Regions from separate parts of the Homo sapiens genome. Here regions 1, 3 and 4 are each linked to region 2. Evidence: chromatin loops called from intact Hi-C (ENCODE). Cell type or tissue: sigmoid colon. All regions are shown on one strand.

Region 1 (8,000 bases), 270 kb before region 2:
GATTCTCAGACTTTGCATAGGAGGTAGAACTCCTTAGAAATAGGAGGAGAAATGATGAGAGATGGGGAGTTAAAATCGTACAATTTGATGAATAAGAGAAATGTTGCTTTAGATGAAGGAAGACGTAGCAATTCTACCTTCATTCCACAATGATTCACTAAACACTTTCTGTGGATCAGATACTGTGTTAAGACCTGGAGATAAGGTGAACAAATGCAGCACAGCCCCTGACTTGACACATTTTAGTTTAAAGGAAAACTGAGAGTTTGTGACAGAAAGTCAAAGCTACCCGTGCGCAATTTTTTGTGCTCTATGTACAAACCACTTTGCCCATTTCCATAAAGTGGGGTATAAAGGTGAAGCCTTGTGTGCATCTTTGTCTTTTCATGAATACATGAGGACATTTTTCTTCCCCGCTCACTCCTCCCAGAAGGGGCACTGGCTTTCTGTTCCTACTAATGATTCTGCAGGCGCCTCCCTCTTCTTGGGGAAATTCAGACTCCTTCTGTTTTGTGACCAGGCAGCTCTGTGGGTCCCACAGTGTGATATACTAACCTTATCCTGGGCTCCAGCTGCAACATGCATCCTCTGATCCTGACCCTCCCAGATCACACCGGGGTTGCCAGAAACCACTGGTCCCCATTGTGTGTCATTCCCCCAAAGTTAACTTTGTCATTCCACAAATGCTGCCAGAGGCCATGTCTGAAGACTATGCTGAAACAGCTCATCCAGAAGGAATATTCGGTCAATTCTTTGTCAGAAAGCCAAGAAATAAGACATTTATTTGATCGAATTCATGGAAACGTTGGTCTGTTTGATTTTTAGCAGAATTTCGTCTGGTTAGCTCATGTATATAGGCACAGTTCTTATGTCCTAGGATTACAGAGCCCATGGTGTCAAAAGCCACCACAACAAAAATGTATCTGTTTCCTCTCCCAAGATTTTCATCCTATCTCCATAACCATCCTGGAAAGCACTTGAGGGAAAGAACTATGCCATATTTTCCATTGCACAGAGTAGGTGTTGAATATTTGTGTCAGGCAGGGTCTTGCCAAGAAAGAGATGGCCTACTCACACTGAATAAGTTGAGAGTTTCACTATCCCTAGGCCTGAAAAGACATGAGAAGGAAGTGGAACTGAGACAGGGAAGGCGATAGAAACGGGAGAGAGAGTGAGAGAGAGAGAGAGAGAGAGAGAGAGAGATATTTTACCCACCATGTCCCAAATCCATAGAGAAAGAGATGAGAAAAATCCCCGACCTCACTGTCCACCTCCCCTCCGATCATCTTCCTGGGTTCCCCAGTGGCTGAAATCCCCTGGAAGCCAGAGGGCACAGGAGCCTGTTGAAGTGACCCATATGTGTCAGCCTCTCAGGACACGGAAAAATCTAAAAGGATGGAAAGTAGAACAAGCAAGAAAGACAGACAGAAGATATCCAGCCCAGTACTGTTTTTTGTTAGTTTCAGGTTTTCTTTTCTTTTCTTTTTTCTTTTTTTTTTTTTTTTTTTTTTTTGAGACAGGGTCTCACTGTGTCCCTTAGGCTGGAGTGCAGTGGTGTAATCTTGGCTCACTGCAACCTCCACCTCCCAGGCTCAAGTGATGCTCCCACCTCAGCCTCCTGAGTAGCCAGAACTACAGACGTACGCTACCATGCCCGGCTAATTTTTGTCTTTTTGTAGAGACGGGGTTCTGCCATGTTGCCCAGGCGCGTGTGTGTGTGTGCGCGCGCGCGTGTGTGTCGTTTAGATTGGATCTCACTCTATTACCCAGGCTGGTCTCAAACTCCTGGACTCAAGCAATCCTCCTGCCTCAGCCTCCCAAAGTGCTGGGATTATAGGTGTGAGTTATTCCACCTGGCCCCTACACTGTTTTAACCTATTTCCAGAAAAGGTTGATTGTATGCCCTTTCTGTGTCTGTGTCTTACTTTCCAAGTTAAGGAGTCATGTGGAATCACAGAGGCTTGAGCTTAGGAGAACTCTGAAAGCACCAACCCCTCTAGGATGCATAAAGCTTCTCTCAAGTATCCTCAGCAAGTGGCCCTCCAGCCTCCTTTCGAATGCCTCTGTTGATAGGGACATCACTACATATGAAGGCATTTGAGGGCACTTCTAATTAGAAGCCTTCACAAACCAGCTCCCTTGAATTTCCTAGTTTTATTCCTGGAGGTCACCAAAACAATTCCAAATCTCCAACTCCCCTTCACAAGCATGCTTGAGCCTGAAAACTTTCCATTTTGTGCATGGATAATCACTTTCTTAACAGGAAGGAGAGGAGAGGCTACAAAGCAAATAAAAGCCAATTTCCCAAGCAAAGATAGAAAAGAACCCAAGGTGTGAGGAGGAAACCACTTCTCTCCTCGCATCCCACCACAAACGCATCAAAAACACTCAGAACATGGATGCGCACGGTGGCTTACGCCTGTAATCCCAGCACTTTGGGAGGCCGAGGCGAGTGGATCACGAGGTCAGGAGATTAAGACCATCCTGGCTAACAAGGTGAAACCTCGTCTCTACTAAAAAAAAAACAAAATTAGCTGGGCGCGGTGGCGGCCGCCTGTAGTCCCAGATACTTGGGAGGCTGAGGTAGGAGAATGGGGTGAACCCGGAAGGCGCAGCTTGCAGTCAGCCGAGATGGTGCCACTGCACTCCAGCCTGGGTGACAGGCTCAAAAAAAAAAAAAAGAAAAAAGAAAAAAAACAACCTCAGAACATCCTAAAAATGAAAATGCAATGAGGAAATCCCTGAGAACTAGAGCTGGGACCCTGAAGAAAGATTTACTTATGTTTCAAAGCCACATGCTTTAGATTCAGAAGCTGACCCCGCTCCCCTCAGCAACACAAAAGAAACCAAGAGCCATGATGAGCAACAGCTAGTGTAATTAACTAAAACCTAGCGGCTAAAAATACTCTTTGCCCAGGCAGAGGACCACACCATCTTTTTTAAATCCCAGCCTGCAGAAAGCACTCCGCGTGAAAAGAGCCAGGTCATTTGCACGAATCAGTGTAAAACATAGACAGTAGTGTATTTGTTAGGCTGGTAACACATGAGAAATGGAGGAGAGATTTGTTTTCTGTAGCAGTAGACAGAGCATGCCAGCTGGCAGCGTGCCTGAAACAAATAACCAAGACACAACTAGATCTGTGTGAAACGGTGAGAAAGTTTAGAGTCAGTGGGGCAAGGAAGAGCTGGGGCTGGGGTACACTGAAGAACACCACGGACAAGCAGAGAGGACAGGGAGAAGGTTTGCAAACTCTCTTAGTGGTAAATTCACCGTGCAGGGAGAGTCACGTACAGATTAGTTTGCCAGTTCCCATCTCCCACCTGTTCTCAGCTGTCACCACATCAGCATTCCAGTTCCAGCCCTGGATCATGAGCCTCTTTCCTCTTCACTGCTTTTGAGAGTTGAAATTAAATTTGGTTGATTCCATTTCCTATGCTTCTATTTGGCAGTGGCAGACCTAGAAATACCAGAGTAGGAATATCAAGAAGTAGGTTTCAGTTGTTTCCCTGCTGTTTACTGTATAAACTCAAATGCCACAGCAACCTTCCAGAGAGGAGTTTTTTTTAGTCTAGTTATTTTTTTATCGGATAAATAGTTCTGAATTTACATTCAGTAAAATTCACTTTTTGTTTTTGCTGTACAGTTACTTCTGGGTTTTCCTAACTACCATGATGAACATGCGGAACCGTTGTCACCTCAGAACTTTCCTTTGTGCTAAAGATTTGTAGGCAGGCCTTCTCTCAGCCCAGCCCTGACCCTTGGAAACCTCTGATAGAGATTTTCTTCTTCTAAAATGTCATAGGAATGAAATCATAGAGTATAACCTTTTGAGTCTGTATTAGCCACATTTCACAAATAAGACATAACAAGCGCGGAGAAGTTTGGTAACTTGCCCAGGGCCATACAGCTAGAAAAGCAGAGCAAAAACTTAAGTGCGAGCCCACTGATTCCAAATCTTATCCTTTCACCCTAGTGCTAAGCAGAAACTCTGCCTGGCCTGAGTTTCCTCGTCTCCCTCATCCACATGTGAAAAAGGGGCCAGTGAAATCGTGAGTGCAGAACAACTTCAGGAAGTGCAAAGCCCTTTGTGCGAGGTGCATATTGCTCATTGTTTCTTCCAGTCTTTGTTGCCAGCCAACCATTTTGCAGGAAAACATTGTGCCTTCCAAATTGCCCTTCTGAACATGGTGGTGCACCTTTGAACCTGGCCGTAATCAGTCTGTTTAGAGAAATACACACACACACACACACACACACACACATACACACACACTCACCTTCTGCTAATGCAAGAAGTATCTCAGGAGGTTAAGGACCTGTCTGGACTGGAAAGATGAAGCACTGTTTTCCACAAAGTGGCAAAGCCACAGACTTATTTAATGGGATTTGAGGTTGTGCAGGGGTGTTTTGGTCATTGGAAGGGATTTTTCTATTCTCAGGACATAAAAGTAACTGCTATGAAATACAATTTTGACTTCACTATTTTGTCATAAGAAGTAAACATCATCTGCTGGCCTGATGGCTTGAAAGCCTGTCTCTAAACAGCTTCTGCCAAAGGCTTTGAAATGTTTGCTTTCAGACTGGATTCAACCACCAGGATATTTAGAGACACACATGTCATAGCCCCAAGAAGCAGATCCCTCTCTTGGTGAAGATAAATCTGCAAAGCTGTAGCTTTCTGGAAGCCACACAAATATGGATTTGGTCCCTTCCTCCACCCCTGCTCCCCATAAATGTTATGGAAAGCAAATGTCTGGCTGGGCGCGGTAGTTCACGCCTGTAATCTCAGCACTTTGGGAGGCTGAGGCCGGCAGATCACGAGGTCAGGAATTTAAGACCAGCCTGGCCAACATGGTGAAACCCCATCTCTACTAAAAATACAAAAATTATCCAGGCATGGTAGTGTGTGCCTGTAATCCCAGCTACTCAGGAGGCTGAGGCAGGGGAATCGCTTGAACCCAGGAGGCAGAGGTTGTGGTGAGCCGAGATTGGGCCTCCGTACTTCAGCCTGGGCAACAGAGTGAGACTCCGTCTCAAAAAAAAAAAAAGAGAAAAAGCAAATGTCTGCTGTTCTCTGTTGCTACTGTACATGGTGCAGTTTTAGAATTAGGCCCAGTGAAGGCTGGGGCAGGGCCTCAGAGCTCTTGCTCCACTCCAGTGCTGTCCAATGGGTGTATAATGCAAGCCACAGATGTAGTTTTCAATTTTTTTAGTAGCTGTGTTTTAAAAAGTAAAGGAAAAATTGTCATTTATGTTAATAATATATTTTATTTAAACCAGTATATCCAAAATATGTAATCAGTATACCATGATTAATGAAATGTTTTCATTTTTAAAATATTAAGTATTCAAAATCCAGCGCATCCCAACCAATCACATTTAAGGTGCTGTATGACACATAATCAGTGACTACTGTATTCAATAGCGCAACTCCAGGGGTAGAGGTAAATTCAAACCCCAATGGGGCTTCTTCATAGTAGTGTGACCTTGGACAAGTTACTTAAGCTCTCTGAACCTTGGTCTTCTCATCCAAAAAATGATAATGATGTCTACCCACAGAGGGGATGTGAGGATTAAATCAGTTAATCCAAGGAAAGTGACTGGCACATATTAGTGGTCAGTGAATGTGAGTTGTTCATAGAAGCATAATTATTATTGTTTTTACTGGCATCGTTATGACTGTTAACATTGCTACTGAGAAAGTCAGAGCTCATCTGGTCTATTGTCGGTTATCTCATGGAAATGGAAACTGGAATCAGATTCGCTACCTCCAAGGTACTAGGGGATTGGGAAAAGAAAACCAAAGGAATAAATCGTATTTTTACAACCGTTAAAAATTTAAAAATCCTTCCTCCATATTATTTCTTTAATAGTCAAAATTAACTTGGAATGTAGAAACTGTTTTGTCTTCTTTATGGTTAAGAAAAGTAAGAATCAGAAAAGTTAGGTAAGGTCTTCAGGCCAAGCACGGTGTTGCACACCTGTAATCCCAGCACTTTGGGAGGCCGAGACAGGTGGATCACTTGAGGTCAGGAGTTTGAGACCAGCCTGGCCAACATGGCGAAACCCCATCTCTACTAAAAATACAAAAATTAGCCAGGCATTGTGGTGCATGCCTGTAGTACCAGCTACTCAGGAGGCAAAGCAGGAGAATCACTTAGGCCTGGGAGGCGGAGGTTGCAGTGAGCTGAGACTGCACCACTGCACTCCAGCCTGGGTGACAGAGTGAGACTCTGCCTCAAAAAAAAAAAAAAAGAAAAGAAAAGTTAGGTAAGGTGTTCAAAGTAATTCACCCAGGCCAGGAGAGCCTGGACTTATATACAAGGCTATCATCTGCAATGCTGTTTCTCTGAGAACGTTCTCTAAACCTTCAGAGCCTGCCTGGCTGGAGTCCCGCAGACCTACATCAGAATGCTGGGTATTCTGCTCATTGTGCGTCCCAGGCGAGTTACCTGACCTTTCTGTGCCTTGCTTTCCTCATCAGTAAGGTGGTAATAATATGTGCTGTGTGGGGAGTTGGGAAGACTAAAGTGAAATGTGGTAGGTTTGCAGAGCGAGTAGCAGGGTGTGTCACAAATAGTGAACATCTACTATATGTTGGTTACCTAAACCAACACTCCTCACTGTACTCTTAAGGCATTTGTTGAGTTGATTGGATTGTTGGTGTGAGCTTTAGATAGAGACTGTCAATGGCCAGTGTTTTAAGGCTGCACTTACTTAGATCAGAAAATCTCTGAAGGTTGAGGGTGAATCCTGGCATCATGCCTTTGATGAATGTTGATTGATTTCAATGAGCACATCTGGCCTCACATGTGTTTCTTTTGCCATGAAGCTTTCCTCATCCCACAAGATCACGTAAAGAGGCCTCATCTTGAAGCCATCACTGCCATTCGGCTAGCAGACGTTATACTTAGCTCTTTAGGGAAGGCATAACGAGAAAAAAATTACTGAACATCAAGAGAAGTGTGGCCTAAAGTCTTGGCAGGGTACACATGGCTCCTTTCCATGGTACAGTTGAGGAGAATTTCACAAAAGTGTAGAGTTGTTTATAAAAATGTGGGTTGGGTTAAGGGAAACCAGCAATAGGTGGGTCGGAACGTTGTGCTTAGCTACAGAAGGGCTGTATCACCCCAAGCTCGAAGGGGAAAGGGGACGAAACCAGGAAGTTCCTGGAACTGGAGAGGATAGCTCTAGCTGTACTTGAGGGCTGCCTCACAGGAGTTGTGGCCTTCAGGAGAAAGACACCACCAAACTGCAGAGGAAGGAGCAAGGGAAATGAGCACTGCGGGCGTCGCTCTCACATTTCTTGACAATGCCTCTAATTGACTGCATTTAATGGAAAGTCAGAGGGCGAGGGAGCCCGCTGATGGAGTCTATGCCCAGAGCTGGTAAGGAATTATGGAGAGTGGATCTGGAGGGGCAAAAGGAAAATATCCAACACTAAAACACCATTTGGTTTGGGTCTCAGAGCCTTTCCTCAGTAACTGACGATCCAGCTCCTAATCTTGGGTGGTGTTTTGGAAGGGAGCATAATCAACCTGTTGCCCTTCAAGTTCTGCCCTCCTAAAAGCTAATGTGCTCACTAACCCACAAAGTCCTCTTCCTTTCCAAAGTCTGATGGAGGTGGGCATGGTATTTTAAGGTGAACAAGAGGAAAAATGTATTTCACAGAAACTGAAGTGTTGGTCAAAATGTCTTACTCCCAGGATCTGATTTTTTGAAGCTCTGCCTGATTATTGCAAGTCCTTAAGGTAAGGAAGGTGTTAAATATGAATAAAGAAGCAGCCCCAACAGAAGCAGCACTAAGGACCTATACAGCTGCATCTTTGTTTGTAAGCATGATAAGACCCTGAGAAACCAAAACAGCCCATAGATTCAGTGCTTTTAATGAGCAAGGTTAGAAAAGGAAAAGATGGGGAGGACTTGGTCCTTTGCCATATTGTAACCCTAACAGAATAAGTTCTTTTTTTTCACATATTTCAATTGACTGAATACAAAC
Region 2 (8,000 bases):
TCTACCCAGATCTCATCTTGAATTGTAACTCCTACAATTCCCATGTGTCATGGGAGGGACCCAGTGGCAGGTGATTGAATTATGAGGGTGGGTCCTTCCTGTGCTGTTCTCATAATAGTGAATGAGTCTCACAAGATCTGATGGTTTTAAAAACTGGAGTTTCCCTGCACAAACTCTCTTTTTGCCTGCTGCCATCCATGTAAGATGTGATTTGTTCCTCCTCGCCTTCTGCCATGATTGTGAGGCCTCTCCAGCCAGGTGGAACTGTGTGTCCAATTAAATCTCTTTCTTTTGTAAATTGCCCAGTCTTTGTGTCTTTATCAGCAGCGTGAAAAATAACTAAGACAGTAAATTGGTACCAGTAGAGTGGGACATTGCTGAAAACATACCTGAAAATGTGGAAGTGACTTTGGAACTGGATAACAGGCAGAGGTTGGAGCACTTTGGAGGGCTCAGAAGGCAGGAAGATGTGGGAAAGTTTGGAACTTCCTAGAGACTTGTTGAATGGCTTTGACAAGAATGCTGATAGTGACATGAACAATAATGTCCAGGCTGAGGTGGTCTCAGATGGAAATGAGGAATTGTTGGGAACTAGAGCAAAGGTGACTCTTGTTATGCTTTAGCAAAGAGACTGGCAGCATTTTGCCCCTGCCCTAGAGATTTGTGGAACTTTGAACTTGAGAGAGATGATTTAGGGTATCTGATGGAATAAATTTCTAAGCAGTAAAGCATTAAAGATGTGACTTGGGTGCTGTTAAAGGCATTCAGTTTCAAAAGGGAAACAGAACATAAAAGTTTGGAAAATTTGCAGCCTGACAATGCAATAGAAAAGAAAATCCCATTTTCTGAGGAGAAATTCAAGCTGGCTGCAGGAATTTGCATAAGTAATGAGGAGCTGAATGTTAATCACCAAGACAATGGGGAATATGTCTCCAGGGCATGTCAGAGATGTTTGCGGCAGCCCCTCCCATCACAGGCCTGGAGGCCTAGGAGGAAAAAGTGGTTTCGTGGGGCAGGCTCAGGGTCCCTGTGCTGTGTGCAGCCTAGAGACATGGTGTCCTGTGTTCCAGCTGCTCCAGCTGTAGCTGAAAGGGGCAACATAGAGCACGGACCATGGCTTCAAAGGGTGGAAGCCCCAAGTCTTGGCAGCTTCCATGTGGTGCTGAGCCTGCAGGTATGCAGAAGTCAACAGTTGAGGTTTGGGAACCTCTGCCTAGATTTCAGAGCATGTATGGAAATGCCTGGATGCCCAGGTAGAAGTTTGCTGCAGGGGCGGGGCCCTCATGAAGAACCTCTGCTAGGGCAGTGTGGAAGGGAAATATGGTGTGGCCCTCATGAAGAATGTCTGCTAGGGCAGTGTGGGATCCCCCACACAGAGTCCCTACTGCGGCACTGCCTAGGGAAGCTGTGAGAAGAGGGCCACTGTCCTCTAGACCCCAGAATGGTAGATCCACTGACAGCTTGCACCGGGCACCTGGAAAAGCCGCAGACACTCAACGCCAGCCTGTGAAAGCAGCTGGGAGGGAGGCTATACCCTGCAAAGCCATAGGGGTGGAGCTTTCCCAAGACCATGGGAACCCACGTCTTGCATCAGCGTGATCTGGATGTGAGACATGACTGCCCCGCTGGATTTTGGACTTGCATGGAGCCTGTAGCCCCTTTGTTTTGGTCAATTTCTCCCAGTTGGAATGGCTATATTTACCCAATACTGATACCCCTATTGTATCTATGAAGTAACTAGCTTGCTTTTGATTTTACAGGTTCATAGGCAGAGGGACTTGCATTGTCTCAGAAGAGACTTTGGACTGTGGACTTTTGAGTTAATGCTGAAATGAGTTAAGACTTTGGGGGACTGTTGGGAAGGCATGATTGGTTTTGAAATGTGAGGATGTGAGATTTGGGAGGGGCCAGGGGCAGAATGATATGGTTTGGCTGTGTCCCCACCCAAATCTCATCTTGAATTGACTCCCACAATTCCTATGTGTCATAGGAGGGTCCCAGTGGGAGGTGATTGAGTTATGGGGGCAGGTTTTTCCTATGCTGTTCTCATGATAGTGAATGAGTCTCATAAGACCTGATGGTTTTAAAAACAGGAGTTTCCCTGCACAAGCCCTTTTTTTTGCCTGCTGCCATCCATGTAAGACATACTTGCTCTTCTTTGCCTTCTGCCATGATTGTGAGGCCTCCCCAGCCACGTGGAACTGTGAGTCCAATTAAACCTCTTTCTTTCATAAATTGCCCAGTCTCAGGTATGTCTTTATCAGCAGCATGAAAATGGACTAATACACCGTTAAACAACAGATCTTCCTTCTGCGGTCTCCCCGGTCCCTGGACACCACCATTCTACTTTCTGTTTCAGTGGATCTGACTACTCTAGCTACCTCACATAAGTGGACCATACAGCATTTGTCTTTTTGTGACAGGCATCTTTCACTTGGCATCATGTCCGCAATGCTCATCCATTCAGTAGCACGTGTTAGAATTTCTTTTCTTTTTAAGGCTGAGTAATATCTCATTGCATGTATATACAACATTGATGGACATTTGGGCTGTTCCACCTTTGGCTGTGGTGAGTGATGCTTCTATGAATGTGAGGATACACATGTCTCTTTGAGGTCTGCTTTCAGTTATTTAGATATGCAGAAGTGGAATTGTGGGATCATATGGTGTGCCTCTGTTTAATTTTTTGAGGAATCTCCATAATGTCTTCTTCTGCAGGTGCACCACCGTTTTACATTTCTACCACTGGCATACAGGGTTTCACTCTCTCCACATCCTCACCCACACTTGTTATTTTCTGTTTGTTTTTTTGTTTTGTTTTGTTTTAATAGTGGCCATCCTAGTGGGTGTGAGGTGACTTCTCATTGTGGTTGTGGTTTACATTTCCCTAATGAATGGTGATGTTGATCATCTTCTCATGTGCTTCTTGGCCATTTGTGTGTTTTCTTTGGAACAATGTTCAATTCTTGGCTCATTTTAAAAATCAGGTTGGTTGTTTTTTGTTGTTGTTGTAGAGGTTCTTTATATCTGGATATTAGCCCCTTATCAGAAATGTGATTTGCATATATTTTCTCTTATTCCGTGGGATGCCTGAAGTGACTTATTTTTAGCGGGTCTCTCTGGCTGCTGGGTTGGGAATAGACTGTAAGTGGGCAAGGATGGAAGGGAAGGTCTAGTCAGTAGCCCATGGGCATGGTTATCTTCCATTTCCAAGCTAGAACATTTTGAATCATTATTGATGCCCCTAGTTGTCATCTCCAGCCCCCACCAGGGCAGGGTGTTTCAAGGTAGGATGCTGAAGTTGGGAGGAGACAGGTGGGGAGAGGCCAGCAGCTTTGATCAGAGGGTGGAGCTGGTAGGGTGGGTAGGACCTAATCAGAGGGTCTCTTGTGCCTGTCTCTGTATTGCCGCCATCTCTCTCCTGGCCCACTGTGGCATCCATTCCCAACTTGTTAGCTTGGGCTGCGAGGCATTTGCTGTTGTGGTCCTGCCCACCCTACTAGCTCTGCAATCTGATCCAAGCTCCTGGCTTCTGCCTACCTGTCTCCTCCTGGCCTCAGCATCCTACCCTCAGACATTCGCCCTGGCACCTTGTGCACTCCCTTGCTCCTCTCACAGACCCTGCCACTGTGGCCCTCACTCCCACACACCCTTGTCTCCCATCTCCACGGCTGCCTCTTCTGCCAAATGGGGAACTTTCCCAGCGGGTGAAAGAGACTTGTCTTCTGCACAGGGTCCTTTATGCAGAGTGGGGCCCGGATTGTGTTTGATTCAGCGAATGAAAAGACTGACAAGGAGCAAAAGGTACCGGACCACAGACAAAGACTGAGGAGACAGAGGAGGAGGTGGGGAGAGGACAGAACTGGCGTGGGAGAGATGTTGGGCCTGCAGCTGTCCCACGGCTTCGCAATGTAAGGCCTCACCCCCTCTTTGTGCCTTTCTGGGCCGGTGGCGCCCGGCCCTTCTGTCCAGCACAGACCCTTTTCCTGGCGCCCTGATACCACATTCACAGTTCCCGGATAAGACTCAGCTCTGTCGCCTTTATTTCTTGTTTCTTTTCTTCCCATACTTTACATAATAAAGGTTTTCTTTTCTTTTTTCCTTTGGAGCCAGAAAACTGAGGAGACTATCTTTATTAAAGAACTTAATAAAGAACTCAAAGGAAGTGGCTTTGGGGGCTGGGGAGGAGAGGAAGGGAAAGGGTCCTTTCATGCCGGGGAGGTTCTGTGTGCAGAGTTGCACCCTTGGAAATGGACTTTCGAGTTCAGGGCCTGGGAGACGCATGAAAAAAACAAAGGAGTCCACGAGAAGCCCCAGAGCTTCTGGGAAAGAGGTCCTTGTTTATGCCTGTTGGAACTGATTCGGTCAAGTGTTTGTTTAAAGGAGATGCCACTTGGTAAGCGACGCCTGGCTTACTTGTGTTGTGTTCAAGAATGCTTTGATTGGCCAGAGATGCTGACACTGTTTATTCAGAACTGGCTCGAGTGCCAGTGCCTGCAACCTAGAGGCCCAGCGCCACCACCCAGCAGATTCCTAAGTGTCTAATATTGGAGTGAGGGCTGCAGTGGTTTGACTCTGCCAGGCGGCGCCAAACCCACAACAGGGCGGTTAGCTACCTCTAGCCTTGGCTAGCATTCGTCTTTCTCTTGACTTATAACTGTTGCTTGTTTATATAGTGGGTTTGACAGAAAGTAGATTAAAGGTGCGCACAGGCCAGCTGTGGTGGCTCACGCCTGTAATCCCAACATTTTGGGAGGCCAAGGCGGGTGGATCATGAGGTCAGGAGATCGAGACCATCCTGGCCAACACGGTGAAACCTTGTCTCTACTAAAAAAAATTAAAAAATTAGCTGGGTGTGGTGGCACGTGCCTGTAATCCCAGCGATCTGGGAGGCTGAGGCAGAAGAATCGCTTGAACCCAGGAGGCGGAGGTTGCAGTGAGCCAAGATGGCGCCACTGCACTCCAGCCTGGCGACAGAGCGAGACTCTGTCTCAAAAACAAAAACAAAAACAAAACAAAAAAAAAACACAAGTTACAGTGGAACATTCCTGTCTTGGGAGGTGGTGACCACTAAACATTTACCTTCAGATTTGCCACATGCTTTATGTGGTTTTAGGCTGGATCGTCCCTATCCCTGAAGTGATGGGTTGTGGCCCCATCTTCCAAATGAGAAAACCGAGGCACAATGCTTAATATTAATGGTAGAGTCGGGAGGTTCAGGGAACTCAATTTCAGTTAGACTCAGCAGTGAGCTCCTCTTTCCCATTTTACATTGTCAGGATTTTGTCGTAATCTTTTTTTTTTTTTCTTTTTCTTTTTGTTTAAATCCTCTGTGTCTGGTATATGGTAGGTGTTGGTAAAATGTGAGGTGTGTAATGATGTGTTAAACTGGATTAAAGTGAACTCTGGGCTGTGGTGCCTATGGCTCTTGTAAGTTATGAGGCTGGACTAGGTCTGAGGATGATGGGTGAGAGTTGGACTGGAGCTGTCTGGCTGCACAGGACAGGGCACATCCTTTATGGTGAGTGCATCCGTGGATTCTGGTCAGGTCATGCTGGTCTCACATGGTCTTCAGTGTCACTGCTGTGTTGTTGCCCTTGGAGAGGGAAGCCTAGGGATAGAACTTTGATAAACTTGTCCCAGATTGAAAATCCAATATTCTCCTAGCATCTGGCCAGCAGGTAATAACTTGATGGGAAAAGAAACAGGAGATCTCATTTTTAAGAGCGTCACTGCATTGTAGTTATATTGGTGGGGGGTGGGGTGCAGGAATACTAGTTTCTTGTAGTTACTTTGCAAAAAGAGATGCTCAAGTCACCTCCCTTGTTGTGTTTCAGGCAGCACAACAAGATTCGCAGCGTGGAGGGGAGCCAGCTGAAGGCCTACCTTTCCTTAGAAGTGTTAGATCTGAGTTTGAACAACATCACGGAAGTGCGGAACACCTGCTTTCCACACGGACCGCCTATAAAGGAGCTGTAAGTGCCTCTGTTCTGCCACCTGTGGCTGGCCCGCTGTGTCCAGCCAGCTAACAGCTTCACCGGCACCCAGTTCTGGATGCAGGAGGGATGCTTCCTTCCCTTCTCAACCACGGCTGGGCCGAGTCAGTGGGGATGGTTCAGACCTTCCCTGAGCAGGGCAGGGGCGAGCCCCATGCATAGAGCACGTCCAGATCCTGCAGCATTATCCTGACATTACAGACAGACAAGGGACAGAGGCAGGAAGGACTCAGCACTCCAAGACGAGAGTCTAGGACTCAAGAACAGATCGATCTTGACCACAAAGCCTGCTTTTTTTCCCATTTCCTTGGCTGCCTCTCAGAAATGCTTCCAGAGGAGATTCAGGGAGGATGGTTAGAGGATTCACATTGGAAGCCTGTCTAACAGGGCTTAGCTTATCAGTGCTTATCTTTCTAGTGTCATGCACTGTAAAACAAGTCATTGGGTTTGTTTGGGGGAGGGCAGTTACTCTATTATGTGGGTTTTCAGCACCTTTTAGATTTGTCTGTTTCTCTTACCCATATTAATGTCCCATCTCACACACAATGGATGGTAGACAGGAAGGAAAAAAAGTTAAAACCTACTTAATCAACTACTTGTTGGTAGGAAAAGTGTTACTCTGGGAAAGAAACTGCAACCCCAGGCTAAAGAGACGTTTTCCAATTCCAGGTGAGTTTTCATTCCGTGTGTCATTACTGTTCCAGAGTTAACTTTGGAACGCATTCGCAAGGCTGGTTTAGGGGTCATTGTGACCCATCTTTTCAGGGAGGGTGAGGTTTGGCACATGGATTTTCCAAGTAAATACTGCAAGAAGAAGAGTGATTTCTTTCTTAGCCTGCATTAGGGCGCCAGAGTTGGGAACAGGAGGCCTTGGCTTTTGTGAAGCCTCCAGTGTGGGCCCTCAAAAGGTGTCCACGTGACACCACTTTGCTTGGGACAGAGAAACCATAACTGCTACACTAAGTTGCTCTGACCTCTCCCTGCACAAAAGTGGGAGGGACTTTCTATTTTGGCAGCTATTGGGTGATATATCTTCATCACACAGGCTGTTCTTTAATCTGAGGTGTTGAGAACAAACAGTCCAGCCCCATTTGCAAAGAATCCTTATGTGCCTTGTCCTAGGCCACTATCTGCTGGAGAGACAAAAAGTGCCTTGCTCCCTTCCACCCTCTGTGGCAGAAAATCCTCTCTGGTCTTTCTCCTTTTCACTTAGGCCAGAAAAAGCAGCATTTGTTTGGGGAAGGCAGAGGAGAGGTGTTGGAAACCACTTCTCACAGGAATGCCATATTGTTCTTCCTTGTACTTTCTTTTCTTTTTTATTACTTGATATAATTTGCATACAGCAAGATGCACAGATCTGAGCTGCAGACTTCTGTGCCTTTTGAGAAGCGGTGTCTGCCTTTTTGTATTGTCACGGGAGATGCCCCGACTTAATCACGCTGTAAGTGTAGGTACCATGACATATTGCTTGTTTTACGAAGGGATTCTGCACAGGTCTCTTCAGCTAGAGTGTTTCTTTGAGGCATTTACAATTACAGAAATGAATTGGTTTATACATATGTGTTATGTAGTTCATATAGCAAGACCCACCTCAAAACTAAAGGCTATTTCTCTAAATTATTAAATTAACACTGACCTTGCCTTTCAGTTGATTTTCTGCTTTCTAGGAGTTTTCACGTCAACCTTGGGCACTGGGTGGTGAGAAGAGTCCTGCAGGTGGCTCCTGACGCAGGGCTGGTGTGTCAGTGGGCATGGGGGTGTTTGACTTTCACTCCCACCCTCTTGGGGTGGCCCAGCAGCTTCAAGGACAGTATGCTTTCGACTAAATCGGCCTTGCCCTCAGGGCTTAGGTGCACAGTCCTAACACCTGCATCTCTCTAGCTCCCCATCCAAAGCCTGTGGCTGATAAACATCTCACTGGAAACCTGTCCCTCTGGTGTCTTAACTCATCTTCCCAACTCAGACCCAGAGAGGTCTGGTGTCTATAATGAAATGAGGAAGGCC
Region 3 (8,000 bases), 190 kb before region 2:
GAGGATCACCTGAGTCCAGGTGGTTCAGGCTGCAGTGAGCCATGATCACACTACTGCACTCCAGCCTGGATAACCGAGTGAGGCCTCGTCTCAAAAAAAAAAAGGAAGAAAAATGAACATAATAATAATAGATCTATAATAATAAATTCAGACTGGATTATATTCCTCTTTATACAAATGCAGTCTTCAGTGTAATTTTTAAGTTTTTTTTTAAATAAAGGAAGGGGCTTATGAAGACGTGAGGTCCTTGGGCCCTTGAAAGTCACATGCAGCCCTGCCTGGTGTTGATGGTATTTCCTCAGTCTGCTCTGTCTTTGAGAGTCTAAGTATAAAACAAGCAATGCCGAGGAGATAAGGCATGTCCTTGGTTTGGCAATCCCCTTGTCCACCTGAGTACTAGCCTACTAGGACTCTGCTCTTTTGCTACTGGAGCTGTGTGGGTTGGAGTCTCCATCGAGTGTCACCTTTTCCCATTCCAAGCAGCACCAGCAATTCCGCCAGGTTTGCCCAGGACTTTCCCAGTTTGGGCACTGGAAGTGTCATGTCCTAGAAAACCTGTCAGTCCTGGGCAAACCAGGATAGTTTATCACCTTGTATCCAACGTCAAAACATCTAGGAACCTGCTGTGGTATAAATGGGATTGTCTGCCCTGGGTTCCTCGCTGAGCCTCATCTTCAGAGGGAAAAAATGCAAACCCACAAAGTCACCAGGAGCACTGAGCATGATCCACTGTGGCCAAACGCACAAAGTGAGCTCTCTCCATCTTAATTTGGCTGCTCTAATACAGAAAACAATAAAAATTAAAAGGCCTATACCCTCAATGACAAGATGAGCCCTGATAAGTTTTTCGTTTACTAAAATATTATGTACACACTGGTCTTTTTTTTTTTTTTTTTTTTTTTTTTTTTTTTTTTTTGCTTCGTATAATACAGAAAGATTTAAATACAGAAAAAGGAAAAATTTCTTCTACCCCCCATGTCAACTCCTAGGCCTTCTTTGCAAAAGTAGCCAGTGTTAACACTTTCTTATAGATCCCTTCTCCAAAAAGATTCTAAGTCACTAATGTTGTTAGCCTAATTCCAGAGTCCTCATTTCTAATTACGTAGCATCCTAGCTTGACAGTGCACTGTTGCACATATTTCTTAATGGCTGGGTACTTCAGTTTCTCTGTCTGAAGACAAGAATAATGACTGGACTTAGCCAATGAGTGACGGTCCATGTGAAATGCTTAGTACTTGGCACATACTCAGTTCTCCTCAAATGCTGTTGATTGTAGTCAGTAACAGTAATGTAGTAATTGCCATCATCGTTGTTGTTGCCTCTGTTTCTCTCTTACCCTCCCCTCACACTAGGTTACTAGTGGCCTAAGAAAGTAGAATGGGGCCAGTTTCAGTGGCTCATGCCTGTAATCCTGGTGCTTTGGGAGGCCAAGGTGGGAGGATTGCTTGAGCCCAGGAGTTCAAGACCAGCCTGGGAAACATAGGGAGACCCCGTGTCTACAAAAACTAAAGTTAGCCAGGCATGGTGGCATATGCCTGTAGTCCCAGCTACTTGACAGGCTGAGGCAGGAGACTGGGAGGTTGAGGTTGCAGTGAGCCATGATCATGCTACTGCACTCCAGCCTGGGCAACAAAGTGAGACCCTGAAAGAAAGAAAGAAAGAAAGAAAGAAAGAAAGAAAGAAAGAAAGAAAGAAAGAAAGAAAGGAAGGAAGGAGAGAGAGAGAGGGAGGGAGAGAGGGAGGGAGAGAGGGAGGGAGGGAGGAAGGAAGGAAAGAGAGAGAGAAAGGAAGGAAGGAAAGAAAGAGAAAGAGAGAGAAAAGGAAGGAAGGAAAGAGAAAGAGAGAAAGGAAGGAAAGAAAGAGAAAGAGAAAGAAAGAAAAGGAAGGAAGGAAAGAGAGAAAGGAAGGAAGGAAAGAAAGAGAAAGAAAGAAAAGAAGGAAGGAAGGAAGGTAGGTCGGTTGGTCTGGAACAGGGCACCAGTTAGCCTGTCTGGCACGTGAATATGGGTGAGAAGTAATAGGGATTCATGCCTAATCATTTTCCAGGAGAGCAGTGAGCCCACCATCTCTCAGTGTGTCCTTGGAGAGCCTGGGACCTAAAGGCATATGGCTTCTTTTAGACCTGTGTTGTTCAATACAGTAGTCACTAGGCACATGTGAGCTATTTAAATTTTACTTTAATTTAATTTAAAATTCAGTCCTTCACACTAGCCACAATTCAAATACTTGGTAGCTACATGTGGCTAGTGGCTACCATATTGGACAACACAGATACAAGACATTTCCATTATTGCAGAAAGTTCAACTGGGCAATGCTGCTCTAGAGCCTTCCCGCATCCTAGCACTTAAAGATCCACCCTGCTCTGAGTGGTCAGTTGAAGCCTTATCTCCTTCAACTGCATTGCTTCAGCCCTCCATCTAAAGGCTTCTACCCCAAGCTCATGGATGGTCTTCACGGGTTTTGTAAATGGAGGAGTAAATAATACACTCTTAGCCATACTTCAGTCCTTCTTGGCGCACAAGCAGACAGCATACGTTCCTACTTAGCTTCTTGCTTCTTCCAGGCTGTAGCAATCATTTCTACTTAGCACAGAGCCCACCTGCAACCTCCAGCTCCAAGAAATTTCAAGCTCGTCTCCATGCATCTGGATGCCTACTTAAAGTTTTGCATTTAGGCCCCTTTACACATCCCCTGGGGTTTTGCGTGGCTTCTCTCCCCTGCCCCCTCTTCCACCTGAGGTTGTGGACTGAAACCGGGAGAGCCCTAGATTCAGACTGCAGTGCATAGGCCAGCAATCTGGGAAAGGTTCTTAATCTTTCTCTCTCATATCTGGACACTGGAAGTTCCATTGCTAAGCTTCTTCCTTTCTTCCTACTTTCCTTCCTCTCTTCTTGAATTCAATGTTTATTAAGTACCTCTGCTAGACATTATTGTTTTGTTTTGTTTTGTTTTAAGACAGAGTCTCACTCTGTCGCCCAGGCTGGAGTGCAGTGGCACAATCTCAACTCACTGCAACCTCTGCCTCCCAGATTCAAGCAATTCTCCTGCCTCAGCCTCCTGAGTAGCTGGGATTATAGGCGTGCACCACCACGCCCAGCTAATTTTTGTATTTTCAGTAGAGATGGGGTTTCACTATGTTGGCCAGGCTGGTCTCAAACTCCTGACCACAAGTTATCTGACCGCCTTGGCCTCTCAAACGCTGGGATTATAAGCATGAACCACCCCGCCTGGCCTAGACATTATAGTTTAAAAAATAAAAAGACTTAGTCTTTACACTCAGAGAGCTTACAGTCTAGGAGCAAAGAGTAAACAAAAAATCATGATGATTATGATAATAATAAGAGTTTACACTACTGAAAGCTTGCTATATGCCAGACTGTGTTAAACGCTTTAAAATATTTATTTACATATATGTTAAACTTTTTAATCTTCACCATAACCCCATCAGGCAGATACTATTATTATCTCCATTGTACAGGTAAGAAAACTGAGGCACAAGAGAGGTTAAATAGTGTGACTAAGGTCACACAACAAAAGTGGTAGAACCAGAATTTGGACAAAACAGCCTGACTCAAGCCAGGTGCGGTGGCTCACACCTGTAATCCCAACACTTCAGGAGGCCAAGGCAGGTGGCCTCCCAAAGGAGGCCTGAGGAGTTTGAGACCAGCCCAACACAGTGAAACCCCGTCTCTACTAAAAATACAAAACTTAGCTGGGTGTGGTGGTGCACGCCTGTAGTCCCAGCTACCAGGGAGGAGGCTGAGGCTGGAGGATCACTTGAACCCAGGGGGCAGAGGTTGCAGTAAGCCAAGATTGTGCCACTGCACTCCTGCCTGGGCAACAGTGAGACTTCGTCTCAAAAAAACAAAACAAAACAAAACAAAACAAAAAACCTGGCTCAAAACCTAGGCTTTAACCGTTATAATCTACTGCCCTTTATTATAGACCAGTGGCTCCCATCCGTGACCAGTGTTGCACCCCCAAGGAACATTTGGTCATGTCTGAAGATATTTTTGGTTGTCACAATTGAGGGGAAAGAGGTGCTAATGGCATTTGGTGGGGAGAGAGCAGAGATGCTGCTAAGCGGCCTGCTGTGCGGAGTTCAGCCCCTCACAGCAGAGACTCATCCTGCCTAAAATGTCAAAAGTGCTGAGGTTGAGAAGTCCCAACACAGACTAATCATCAAATATAAAAGACTTGATAAAAGGCTGTATGCGTACATTCTTCAACAAAGAATTCAGAAATTGATACCGCCATTATTATTGTTATAATTTTCACTGGTTTCATTCTTTAAAAACGATGTCATTTTCAAGCATTTCCCTCAAGTGTAACCCGATGCCCCAAATCCAAGCTCCCCAATACTGTTCCTTCAATTTGAGACTTTGAGGGGGAAAGGAAGATGGATGGGCTGCTGGTCACCCCTCTTCACTCCCACCAACCAGCCCCCACTGGGAGGCCACAGACCCCAAGCCCCAGGCTTCCATGCACATCCTCCTGCCCCTGTAATCACTGGGTCTCCCAGGTGCCCTTCTGTATACTACTGTAGGAAATAATTATCCTCCCTGGACACATGCCAGTTAAATTCTCCCATGGTTGCTTGTTAGCAAGAGAGTGCGGGCAGGCAGGCTGGTTGGCAAACATTTCCTGTTCATCTCATCCAGGCTCCTGCGTCATCCAAAAGTGAAGCTTTTTCTCAGGATGCCCACAGCTGCACTCCCAGCCCAGCCAGCCAAACATTCCTGGCCCCCCGCAGAGGCTGATCATCTCATGAAGAAAAGGGGAAGAGCCCTTTTTCTAAGAGAAAAGGTTTTCAAAAAAGGTTTTCAAAAAAAAAAAAAAGGTTTCCCACTTTTGGAGAGGCCTTGTCTGAAGGTCCTGCTCCCTGGCACTGAGAAATCTCCCATCCAGAGAGTTCTATTTGGCTGTTGGCTCCATGCCAGGGAATGGCAGCTAAAGCTACTGGATCCATCCAGAATAATAATAAGGGACAAGACCCTTGAGACTACACCAGCCAACATTTCTCAAAGCATATTTCATGGAACACCTACTCCAGGGTACCTTGAAAGATGTTAGGGATAAAAAAATGTTCGCGGGCAGTGAAGTCTGGGAAAGCCTGAGCTGAAGAAAGCTGGATGGACAGGTTAGTTTGCAACAGGACTACTGAGAGCCTTGACTGTGTTGGTGTGTATCGTGAATGTCTGAGAGAAGAACAAGCATATAGTGTTTCCCCAAATTATTTGACATTGTAACTTAATTTAGATTCTCCCAAAAGCAGAGACAAAAGCTTGGTATCAAGTGTAGTTTATTTGGGAGTTGATTCCAGTGATCAGAAATGAGGGGGTGGAAAGTATGAAAAGAAAAAGCAAAAGGCAATAAAAGTGCATAATGGGCTGGTTTCCACGGTGATCAAGTAGAAATCAGTATTGCTGGAAAATCTAAGAAGGACCATATAAAAAATACGTAAAAATTGTGCCACTAAAAGGCGAAGCAACCAGGGCTTACATTCTCTGTTGGTTATAGGTTGCCCCTAAGAAGTTAAGTGCCCTGCACTTCCTGGGTTACAGCTACATGCTATGGTTTGAGTGTCCCCTCCCAAACTCGTGTTGGAATTTAATTGCTATTTTAAAGTTTTAAGAGGTGATTAGGTCATGAGGGCTATACCCTCATTAATGGATTAATGCCATTATTGCAGAAGTGAGTGAGTTATTACAGGAGTGGGTTCCTGATTAAAGAATTAGTTTGTCTTCCTTCCGATATCTCATGCACTTGTTCGCCTTTCTGCCTTCTGCCATGAGGTAATGCAGCACAGAGGCCCTCACCATTTGCCAGTCCCATGCTCTTGGACTTCCCAGCCTTCAGAACCATGAGGCAAAGAAATTTATATCCTTCATAAATTACCCAGTCTATGGTATTCTGTTATAGCAGCAGAAAACAGGCTAAGACACTGGTGGAGCTGCTCTCCATGTCTTTGGAGAAAGCTCTGAGGCAGCAAAGAGATGCCAAAAGAAGCATTTGACAAAGAACTCTGGGAACATGCATGGAACTTTCCACATGGCTACACTGAAATAATGTAAACCAGAGGGATGTGGTATGGAACACAATTCTTCTCACCACAAAAGCCTTTATTTTCCCAGAACATATCAGAATTATAGCTCTTCTTAGAACACATAGAAGAAAAAGTTACTCTAACCAACCTGACCTTCTTATTTTATAGATGAGGGACAGACGTTTAGAGGGAGCATGACTTACCCAAGGTACAACACAATATTCCAAGAGGGGTGCACTGTGTTTTAAATTCCTCTTCTGTAAAATGGCACTTATTACAATATTTACCTCCACAGTGAGTTAGTACACCGTGTGCTTAGAACAGTATCTGGCATGTAGTAAGGGTTCAATAAAATGTACTTGTTATTTGCCTAAAAATGAGAGCGATTGCACACACGTGAACTGCTACCACAATGCCAAGTTCACACCATGTTCATAGAAAGACATAGCCCTTCAGTTCAAGTAGGTTACATTCTTAAAATGAACAGGGGCATGGTTCATTTATTCAACAAATATATTTGAACACTTGCACCGTGCTGGATGATGAGGGTATAATAATGAGTAAAATAGAAGTGATCCCTTCCTTTATGGAGCATATAGCCTGGTTCAGAAGACAGAAATAAAACAGATAACCTGGTAACTAATTAATTACTTCAAATGTGATGATGATTTTGAAAGAAAATTATATATGCTATAATATATATGCTATATATGTGGCCTCTTAGCGGAAATAATCTCTCTTTTGCTCTATGTACACACATAAATATCAGCCCTGCTGCACCCACTGGGGCTGCTAGGGAGGTACATAGAGAACCAATAAATGAAGAGACTGAGGCTATGTCTCCACAATGCCCACAGTCCCAAGTCAATTTAGAAAGAAAAATAATTAAGTTTCTTATCTGACATTATTGCCAACCCCCATCTACCAACATGTATCCAAGAGAGGGTCACTTGTATTTTTCCCATGTTTTGAACAATGTCCTTGGGCAAAATAACAGAAGACCCTGATGAAAAAAAAAAAAATGTTGGTTCTGGCATAAAAATGTTTAACCTTATGATTATATTAGCCACTATTTGTTAAACATCAACCCAAGTGCCATTTTGTAGGGTACTTTATATGTTATTCATTTAATATTCAAGAAGTATTTATCAAGTACCTACTGTGTGTAAGGCTCTGTTCTAGGCACTGGGCATGGCTCTGAATAACACAGGCAAAAATCTCAACCCTCTTGGGACTCACAGTCTAGATGGGGGAGAGAGAGACTACACGTAACAAGTAAGTAAATTAGATGGTATGTTAGCATATCAGGTAGCCTGTGCTATATAGCGAACCACCCCAAATTTCAGTGGCTTAAAACAATAATCATTTATTTAGCTCCTGATTCTGTAAATCAGTGATTTAGGCTGGACAGTTCTTCTGGTCTCAGCTGGGTTTGCTCCCAGGTCTGGAAGGCAGCTGGCAAAGTTGCAACTGAGGGCTCATACATCTGGGGTCAGCTAGACAAAACTAGGCCATTCTGGTCCATGTCTCTCTCCTATCCCTCCAGCCAGCTAGCCCAGTCATGTTCCCATGGTCAGACAGGGACAAAGGCAAACAACCCAATCCTGCAAGAAGGCAAACGGAAATGTACACATGCTTTTCAAGTGTTTGCTTACATCATGGTTGCTAACATCTCATTGGCCAAAGAAAGTCACATGATGGAGTCCAGCTCCAGAGAGGCAATAGTCTATAAAGTTACAGGACAAAAGATGCAGTTACAGGGAAGCCATTAGTTGGGACCATTAAAGAAATCACTTTGCCACAGATAGAAAATAAATGCTACAAGCATAAAGCAGGCTTATGGAGATGGAGAGGGTTGAGGCTTAGAAATTTTAAATAGGAGGGTCGGGGATCCCTCTCTAGGAAGATGACATTTGAAAAGCATTTGGTTTTCTTCACGTATTACTATATACT
Region 4 (8,000 bases), 290 kb before region 2:
CTTTGTATTCTCCTACAACTTTTTAAAGTTCTTATAATGAGCCTATGAATGTGTATGACATTTGAAAAATAGACTTTTTAAAGAGCAGTTTTAGGTTCACAGCAAGATTAAGCAGAGGGTAGAGAGAGTTCCCATATACCCTCTACCAAACTGCCCCATGCACAGCCTCCGCCACCGCCAGTATTCCCATTGGAGTGGTACATCTGTTTCAATCAATGAACCTACATTGACACATCATTATCACTTAAAGTCCATAGTTTACATCAGGGTCCACTCTTGGTGTTGTGCATTCTATCAGCATGTATTATTTTTAAAATATACGTTTTTAAAGGTTTTAAAGAATGGATTAATAAAATGGTCTCAGTTATTAATGAGAATTGGATGTTTAGGATATCATCTTCACTGACCCCAATCTTCCTAGGACCCTTAAATGAGGATGACTGCCTAGAAGGGAGAGTGCAGGTTTAACTTGCTGCAGCAATATTTTATTTCTGCGTCTTCTCCCTGCCTTTGGGTTGCCTGGGAAGCTGAAATAAGCAGCTACTCCCCATCTCTTTCTTAACCTATATCCCCGCAGATCAAAAGAAGCTGAACTTGGAGTTGTGGTTTTAAGGGCTCAGGAGATAAGAAAGAGCCCATGATGAGACAGAAAGAGATGTCCTGTGGAAAATCTCTAGGATAAAACTTCAAAGTGAGGGACAAGCTTCTCTCTATGTGCCATGCTGTTTGTGTTTGTATTTCAGTAGTTCTTCATCTAGCCTTCTTTGTCTTCATCAGTGGGGAAATGAGGAGGATGGTTTCAACATGGAGGCCCTAAATTCAAGATTCCAGAGAGCAAATACAGGCCATATTGTCCTGATAGTCCCAAGATCTCACATAAAGCCTGGCCTTTAGTCAGCACTCAATAAATGGGTGAATGAATGAGAAAACAGGCAACAGGGATAACAGGACAGGAGGGGCTTTATAGAAAAGCTATCAACAAGCTTTAGGTAAGAGTCAATTAATAAACATTCCTTGTCTTAAAAAATGTTTGCTTGTGTGTATGTGTGTGTGTGTGTGTGTGTGTGTGTGTTTAGAGAGAAGGTGTTGCTCTTTAGCCTAGGCTAGAGTGCAGGGGCATGATCATAGCTCACTGCAGCCTTGAATTCCTGGGCTCAAGCAATCCTCCTGCGTCAGCCTCCCAAGTAGTTTGGACTACAGGTGCACTCCTCCATGCCTGGCTTGTTATTGTTATTATCATTATTTGTAGCAACAGGTTCTCCCTATGTAGCCTAGGCTGGTCTCAAACTCCCAAGCTGAAGCAATCCTCCCACCTAAGCTTCCTGAGTAGCTAGGACTAAGGCACATGCCACCACATCTGGCTAGTTTTTCAGTTTTTTGTAGAGACAGGATCTCGCTATGTTGCCCAGGCTAGTCTCCAATGCCTGAGATGAAGCAATCCTCCTGCCTCAGCCTCCCTAAGTACGTTTGTGTTCTTAAAGGTAACTTTGACTATGCCTCACCTTCTCATTCAGATCTAGCTTATTCCTTTATAGTGCTTCTCCAGTGAAAATGAAATTTAATTTATTCTTTCTTCTATATTCTACCATCACCTTCCAAATGTCCACCATCTTCATTTTCATTTGAAATAACAACAAAAATAATTGGTCATTGCATACTAGTTAAGATTAGGTAAACCAACTTTCATTAGTAATAGGGTTCTGTACCTACTGGACTATAAGAAATGTAGAGAAATCCACCATTTCTGTAGGTAATGATCACAGAGAACTCTGTAGTCCTTATTTCCATGCCTTTCTTGGGAAGAATAGCAGAGTAGAAAGAGTATAGGTTTGGACCCTCTATCTTAATCGCTGTGTGTCCTTAGGTAAATTACTGGAACTCTGAGCATCACTTTACTCATTTGTAAAAGCGTAAAAATAACTCTATTGGATTGTGAGGATTATAGTAAATGTGTATCTGGAAACTGCTGTTTAAATGATTATCTTTCACTAAGGTCTTATTACCAGAACAGCGAAAAGGATCCCATTTTTCAGTTTTTGCATTGCAGTAACTGAAGAGAGAATGATCAAATGCTTTGGTCCCTCTTTCAAAATATTTATTTTACATGAAAAAAAAAATCAGGGCTAGGTTTTAAGAAAGTCCTAGGAGGTCTAAATGCTTGGATCCGTTGAACTCAGTGAGAGACACCTGGCTCCACATTTTTACACAGGGAGGTAACTCTTCAAACAAAAAGGCATACCACCTGCTGGTTGCTTTATTGAGAAACTGAGAATTATGTAACTCGGAATCACAAACAATCTGCATGTGAAATGAGGAGGCATACAAGGGACAAGTTTAATCAAGTTTATGGGCATTTTGAGATCTGTAACCACAAAGCAAGCACAGGTGAAGAAATCTTCAGTTATAAGGCTGCCGTATGCCAAATCAAGCCTCAATGCAAACATGAATTGATCTGATTATTTATCCAGCTCTGGCATGAGACAACAAAAGGGCAGTGGTCTGGGAAGCCTAGAGTAAAAATACTTTGACCGTTCAGTATTTCACTTATGGAAAGTTATCTCAGATCATTAGCTTAGTAGCCCTATTGCAGAAAGAGAGAACAATAACATATTGGGGTTGATGATGTAATGATATGAACTGTGGACTGCTTTTCATTGGTAGGGAAAGCAGGTGTATAAACATCAATATACCAAGCTAAATGTGAGGACTGTTTTATTTTATTTTGTTTTATTTATTTATTTATTTATTTATTTTTTGAGACAGAGTCTTGCTCTGTCGCCCAGGCTGGAGTACAGTGGCACAATCTCGACTCACTTCCACCTCTGCCTCCCAGGTTCAAGCGATTCTCCTGCCTCAGCCTCCCGAGTAGCTGGGATTACAGGCATACACCACCATGCCCGGCTAATTTTTTGTATTTAGTAGAGACGGGGTTTCACCATGTTGGTCAGGCTGGTCTTGAACTCATGACCTCAGTGAGAGACTCACTGATCTCAGGTGACCCACCCACCTCGGCATCCCAAAGTGAGGGAGGCATGAGCCACCGTGTCCAGACTTGTTTTCTTTTAAAGAATCTCATTTGGCATGAGAGGATCTTTGCTTTGGACCAAAATCAGTAAATTTCTATAGAAGTCCAGAGAGTAAATGTTTTTGGCTCTGCAGGTCATATGGTCTCTGTCACAACTATTCAAGTCTGCTGTGGCAGCACAAAAGCAGCCATAGACAATTTATAAACAAATGAACATGACTGCCTTCCGATAAAACTTTATTTACAAAAATGGGTTGTGGGCCAGTCTTGGTCCATGAGCCATAGTTTGCTGACCCTTGCTTTAGACCAATGTACTCTGTATCTTTGTCACCCCAGATTCCAGACTATTTATACTGCCAGCTGACATCGTATGAACTTAAGTTTGTCTTTGCAGTAGAATGGATTTGTGTTGTGTGTTTTAAACCTGTGATTTAGTCCAGGAAATATTCCTACCATGAAAACATCACAGTAAGACTATATCTTCCCTTCCAGCCTTACAATTTTTCCCTTAGGTGATTTTCAGGATGTCGCTGTAAACTGCCTAGTTCAACTTGTGTCTCTAGTTTTAATTCCATCTTTCAACAATTTCTCCAAGCACCAATAAATCTTCATCCTTCACACAACAGAAAGGTCTCTATTTCTGTTTTTTCTTTTTTTCCAAACACACTAGATAAGCAAAGACAAATGTGTTGAAGGCTCTGTGTTATTGATGTACACTACAGAGTGCCTTGCCAATCATAGATGTTCAATAAATATTACATGAATGAAAAAGTGAGCAAGAGAAGAATGGAGGAAAGAAAGGAAGGGATGGAAGGAAGGAGGGAAATGATTATCAAATATTGAGTCAGTGAGTCAATGTGTTTGCCACATCAATAGAGCTGGTACTTTTGGAAGAAGAGCTATAGTCACGGGCTTTCTAAGTACATGTTTTGTTTAAAAGACTCATCGATGAGGAAAGAGTAGTCCTTCATTTATTCAACAAATATTGATTAAGGATTATCTACATGCCATGCTTTAGGGTTACAGTGGTAGACAAAATCCTTGGGCTCCACGAGCTCCACGAGCTCACATTCTATTGGCAGGGGCAGATTGTAAATAAACAAATCTATATATGTATACACACACACACACACACACACACACACACATATATATATATCTATATATATATTTTTTTGAGATGGAGTCTCGCTCTGTCGCACAGACTGGAGTGCAGTGGCACAATGTCGGCTCACTGCAAGCTCCGCCTGCCGGGTTCACACCATTCTCTTGCCTCAGCCTCCTGGTAGCTGGGACTACAGGTGCCCACAACCACGCCCGGCTAATTTTTTGTATTTTTATTAGAGACAGGGTTTCACAGTGTTAGCCAGGATGGTCTTGATCTCCTGACCTCGTGATCCGCCTGCCTCGGCCTCCCAAAGTGCTGGGATTACAGATGTGAGCCACCGCGCCCGGCCACAAGCCAATATATATTAAGATTCCAAGGGATTGGCTTCTAGACTCGCTCTGCAACAGTCAGCACTTGGGATTGTTGCCCTCAGCAACTGTTCGTTGAAGGAATGATCGAAGTCTGCGAGTCTGTTCTGCTCTGCCTCCATTTCCCACCTGCAGAATAGATCTGCACGATGGTCTCTGGGTAGAGTTAAGAGCAGAGGAAAAATGAGAACCAGGATATATTTCAGGCACTGTGAGTAGCTCTCTTGCTCCAGCATCAGGCTGGGGGATAGGAGGTGCCTCTTTTAAACAATTTGAAGTTTCCCAGTCTGGTGGCTGGCAGGGAATCCACTGTAAAACATTGGTGGTAGCTTCAGTAACTAGAACCAGTAGGCTGTCCTTGACAACTTGATGTTCATGCCATCTCTGGGCCATATCAGTAACAGCACCACAAACATGGCTGGTGCCCATGGCAATGACAGTCTTGGGAACGTCTGCTTTTTCTCCCTCCAACCCCCATGCTACACTCCCAGAGCCTAGGCTCCTGAGGGGATAAACAGAAAAAGGAATTTGCAGCCAACACAGAGAGAAACAATGAGGATGCTAGCTGCTGCAGCAGCCAGACGAGCCACTGCTTGTCTAGACAAAGTTGTTCTCTGCAAAGTTTCAGTGTCAGGAGGCAGGCAGAGGAGACCTGGGAGCAGACCTCATCCTGACCTCCTCGGTGGCACAGGGACAGCATGCATGTCACTCCAGGAAAGCCAAGCTATTCCAGGAGCAGAGAATTATTTCAGGGATGCATCTAAAGCATCAGATATTTGTGAGCTATCTAGTATATGACCAAAAAGTGGCTGTGAAAAGGGAGAAGCCAACACAGCCATGTCCTCTCCAGAGAAGAAGACACAGTTTAGGGGAGCAAACACGGGTCCTGTCATTTTCTGCTAATAATCATATATCGCCCCTATACAGAGCTCTGTGCATTCCAAAATACCCTCATTTTTAAAAATAGTTTGTTGAGCACTTTCTGTCTGTCAAGTGATGTGCTAGGCTTTTCATACCTATTATTTAATCCACTTAACTACCCTGTAAAAGGTAGTTATCATTAAATCCATTTTTCACATAAGAAAACTGAGGCTCAGGGAAGTTAAATAAAGTTGTCAAGGGTCACAGAGATAGAAGGTAATGGAACTGGGATTTAAACCAAACCATCTGATTTCCTCATATGATACTATCTTTAATTTATTCATTATTTCATGTATTCCTCACCACAAGCTGTAAGATAAACAGATGGGGAATTATTTTCCTGATTTTATAGCCTAGGACTGGGCTGTCCAGTACAGTAGCCACTAGTCACATGGGTCTATTCAAATTTAAAAATTGATTAAATTAAAATAAAAATTTAAAATAAGTTCCTTAGCAGCCATTAATTCAAGCACTTAGTAGTCACCTGCGACTAGAGGTTACCATATTGGACAATGCAAATAATAAATGTTTCCATCACTGCAGAAGTTCTAGTGATCCACACTGGCCCAAGTTTCCATCCAATCGTTTTTGAGGATTCTCTACTAGGCACTGTGCTAGAAGGTACAATGATGAGAAGGGCATCATCATTTCCTTAAGAAGGTCACAAATCTTGGGGGTCATGATTGATTACATAACTTGCTGGAGGTATAGACAGGGACCACACCCCTATTCACCTCCATCTCCACCATGACATTGACATTCTGGTCTCTTACGTGGAGATGGGAAAATAGAATGAAGTCTCTCAAATATTGGGTCTTTCTAGATACGCTCTTGCACCAACATTCAGGCTTGTGGTAAACTGGGTTGTTCTCTGAGAAAATGTGTATGGGAGACAGAAATAAAAATAAAGAGGAAAGAGTTTGTCTAGGGAGAATCACATTAAGGTGGTCAAATAGAGATCGCATGTGCCTGCTGTTGAAAAAGAGCATTCTTATGTATCCATTGAGCTCACGAAGACATAATCCCAGCTCTTTTTTTGGGTCCAGTCACTGATTTGGGCAAATATTCTTGAAAGATAAATCAGAAACATGCAACCTTCCCCCAAAACAAACACTTATGAAGCTAAATACAGCTCTATGGTAAGAATAGTAGAGAAAGTAGATTTAACAACATAAATCCTTAGTTCAAATTCCAGCTACATCTTTTCCTAGCTGTGCAACTTTAGGCAAGTTACTACACGTCTCTACGTTTCAATGTCACCATCCATAAAGTGGAAGTGATAATAGTCCTTGTGTCTTACGTTTCTTGTGAGAATCAAATATGGGATTTATGTGAATTGTACAGCACTCACACATGCCACGAATAAAAATTGTAGTTTTGGATAGCTAAAAACCATTTTACCCATGTATATGAACAGATCTGATTTTTCTAGACCAGTAAGTGTTAAATTGGTTTTATGGTGGTTTTTTTTTTTTCGTTTGTTTTTTGAGACGGAGTCTTGTTCTGTCACCCAGGCTGGAGTGCAGTGACGTGATCTCGGCTCACTGCAAGCTCCGCCTCCCAGGTTCAAGCGATTCTCCTGCCTCAGCCTCGAGAGTAGCTGGGATTACAGGCGCATGCCACCACGCCCAGCTAATTTTGTATTTTTAGTAGAGACAGGGTTTCACCATGTTGGCCAGGCTGGTCTCGAACTCCTGACCTCATGATCCACCCATCTCGGCCTCCCAAAGTGCTGGTATTATAGGCGTGAGCCACTGCTCCTGGTCTTCTTTTGATTTTTTTTTTTTTTTTTTTTGCAGAGATGTCTTTATGAGAAAAATATCAAAATAGCCTTTTGAATATTGTGAGCCTTACAAAAATGTCTATGAGTTCTTCACAAATGGTGGCTTGTGACCCAAAAGGTCTATTCAAGCTATTCTCAGAAATAATATGGAAATTAAGGTAATTTAGCTTTGATGATCTAATCTCTTACCAGGTTTGCATCTCAGACACACCTTGTATTTTGTTATATGTTAAGCCTGTGTTAAAGAAAAAAAATTCAATCCCCCAAATTAGTTCTTCCAGGTGTTTCTAAAAAATAGTTTCCATATGACAGCAGCTCTTGTCAATATCCTGCTGAAAAATGAAACATTAAAAAAAGAAACTTAATACAGCTCTGACTTTGTCTAGGGACTCCTTCAGTTTCCTGTCTCCAGTGATATCATTTTAAACATTTGCTTTCTTCAAATGGCTTATGTGTGCTCTATAACTCTATTTGTGATGTGTCTTGGCGTGTTGCTGTGGAAATACTAAATAATTCCACATGCGTATGTGTTTGCCTCTCCACGTATATTCTGGGATTTACTTGAGACCTGTGATTGTGTCTCCTTCTCCTCTTCTTAATTCTCTCTTCCTTACTCTTTCTTCCCTAGGACTGCCTCAAGACAGTGTCCAACAAACAAGTACTCAATCACTCTTGACTGATTGATTGGTTTTCTAATTTTTTTAAAAAAATTACTTGGATGTATTGACTAGTATGCACCATGCATAGAATGAAGTGCTTTATATGTGTTCCTTCTGGGGTCTTCACAACAGCCCT

Evidence for each region. Hi-C counts contacts between places; a loop is a spot of excess contacts. Peaks named below come from ENCODE experiments on the same cell type or tissue, not always from the same donor. Only the 100,000 strongest peaks of a DNase experiment are listed, where the experiment ranks them.
Region 1: a loop joins it to region 2, with 3 times the contacts of the local background. A loop is called at or near these places in 3 of 110 quality-filtered maps.
Region 3: a loop joins it to region 2, with 2.1 times the contacts of the local background. A loop is called at or near these places in 5 of 110 quality-filtered maps.
Region 4: a loop joins it to region 2, with 3 times the contacts of the local background. A loop is called at or near these places in 3 of 110 quality-filtered maps.

Annotation. Positions count from the first base shown.
Region 1 is chr3:66,688,841-66,696,840 of GRCh38, reverse strand. No RefSeq gene overlaps it. Among named protein-coding and RNA genes, the nearest start is that of LRIG1, 190 kb to the right of the region's middle. RefSeq lists an enhancer at 1,805-1,974. In sigmoid colon, no CTCF peak of the experiment used is centred here; DNase peaks (open chromatin) are centred at 3,140 and 4,660; H3K27ac peaks cover 248 bases.
Region 2 is chr3:66,415,104-66,423,103 of GRCh38, reverse strand. It overlaps LRIG1 (leucine rich repeats and immunoglobulin like domains 1), which reads left to right. Exons shown (of 19, transcript NM_015541.3): 4 at 5,838-5,975. Among named protein-coding and RNA genes, the nearest start is that of LRIG1, 82 kb to the left of the region's middle. RefSeq lists an enhancer at 622-1,147. In sigmoid colon, a CTCF peak has its summit at 4,587; a DNase peak (open chromatin) is centred at 4,473; H3K27ac peaks cover 1,057 bases.
Region 3 is chr3:66,606,784-66,614,783 of GRCh38, reverse strand. It overlaps LOC105377141 (a long non-coding RNA gene), which reads right to left. Exons shown (of 3, transcript XR_940934.2): 3 at 7,538-7,651. Among named protein-coding and RNA genes, the nearest start is that of LRIG1, 110 kb to the right of the region's middle. RefSeq lists a silencer at 1,288-1,501. In sigmoid colon, no CTCF peak of the experiment used is centred here; a DNase peak (open chromatin) is centred at 4,653.
Region 4 is chr3:66,706,768-66,714,767 of GRCh38, reverse strand. The region is part of intron 2 of LOC105377142 (a long non-coding RNA gene); the gene reads left to right. Among named protein-coding and RNA genes, the nearest start is that of LRIG1, 210 kb to the right of the region's middle. In sigmoid colon, no CTCF peak of the experiment used is centred here; a DNase peak (open chromatin) is centred at 4,907.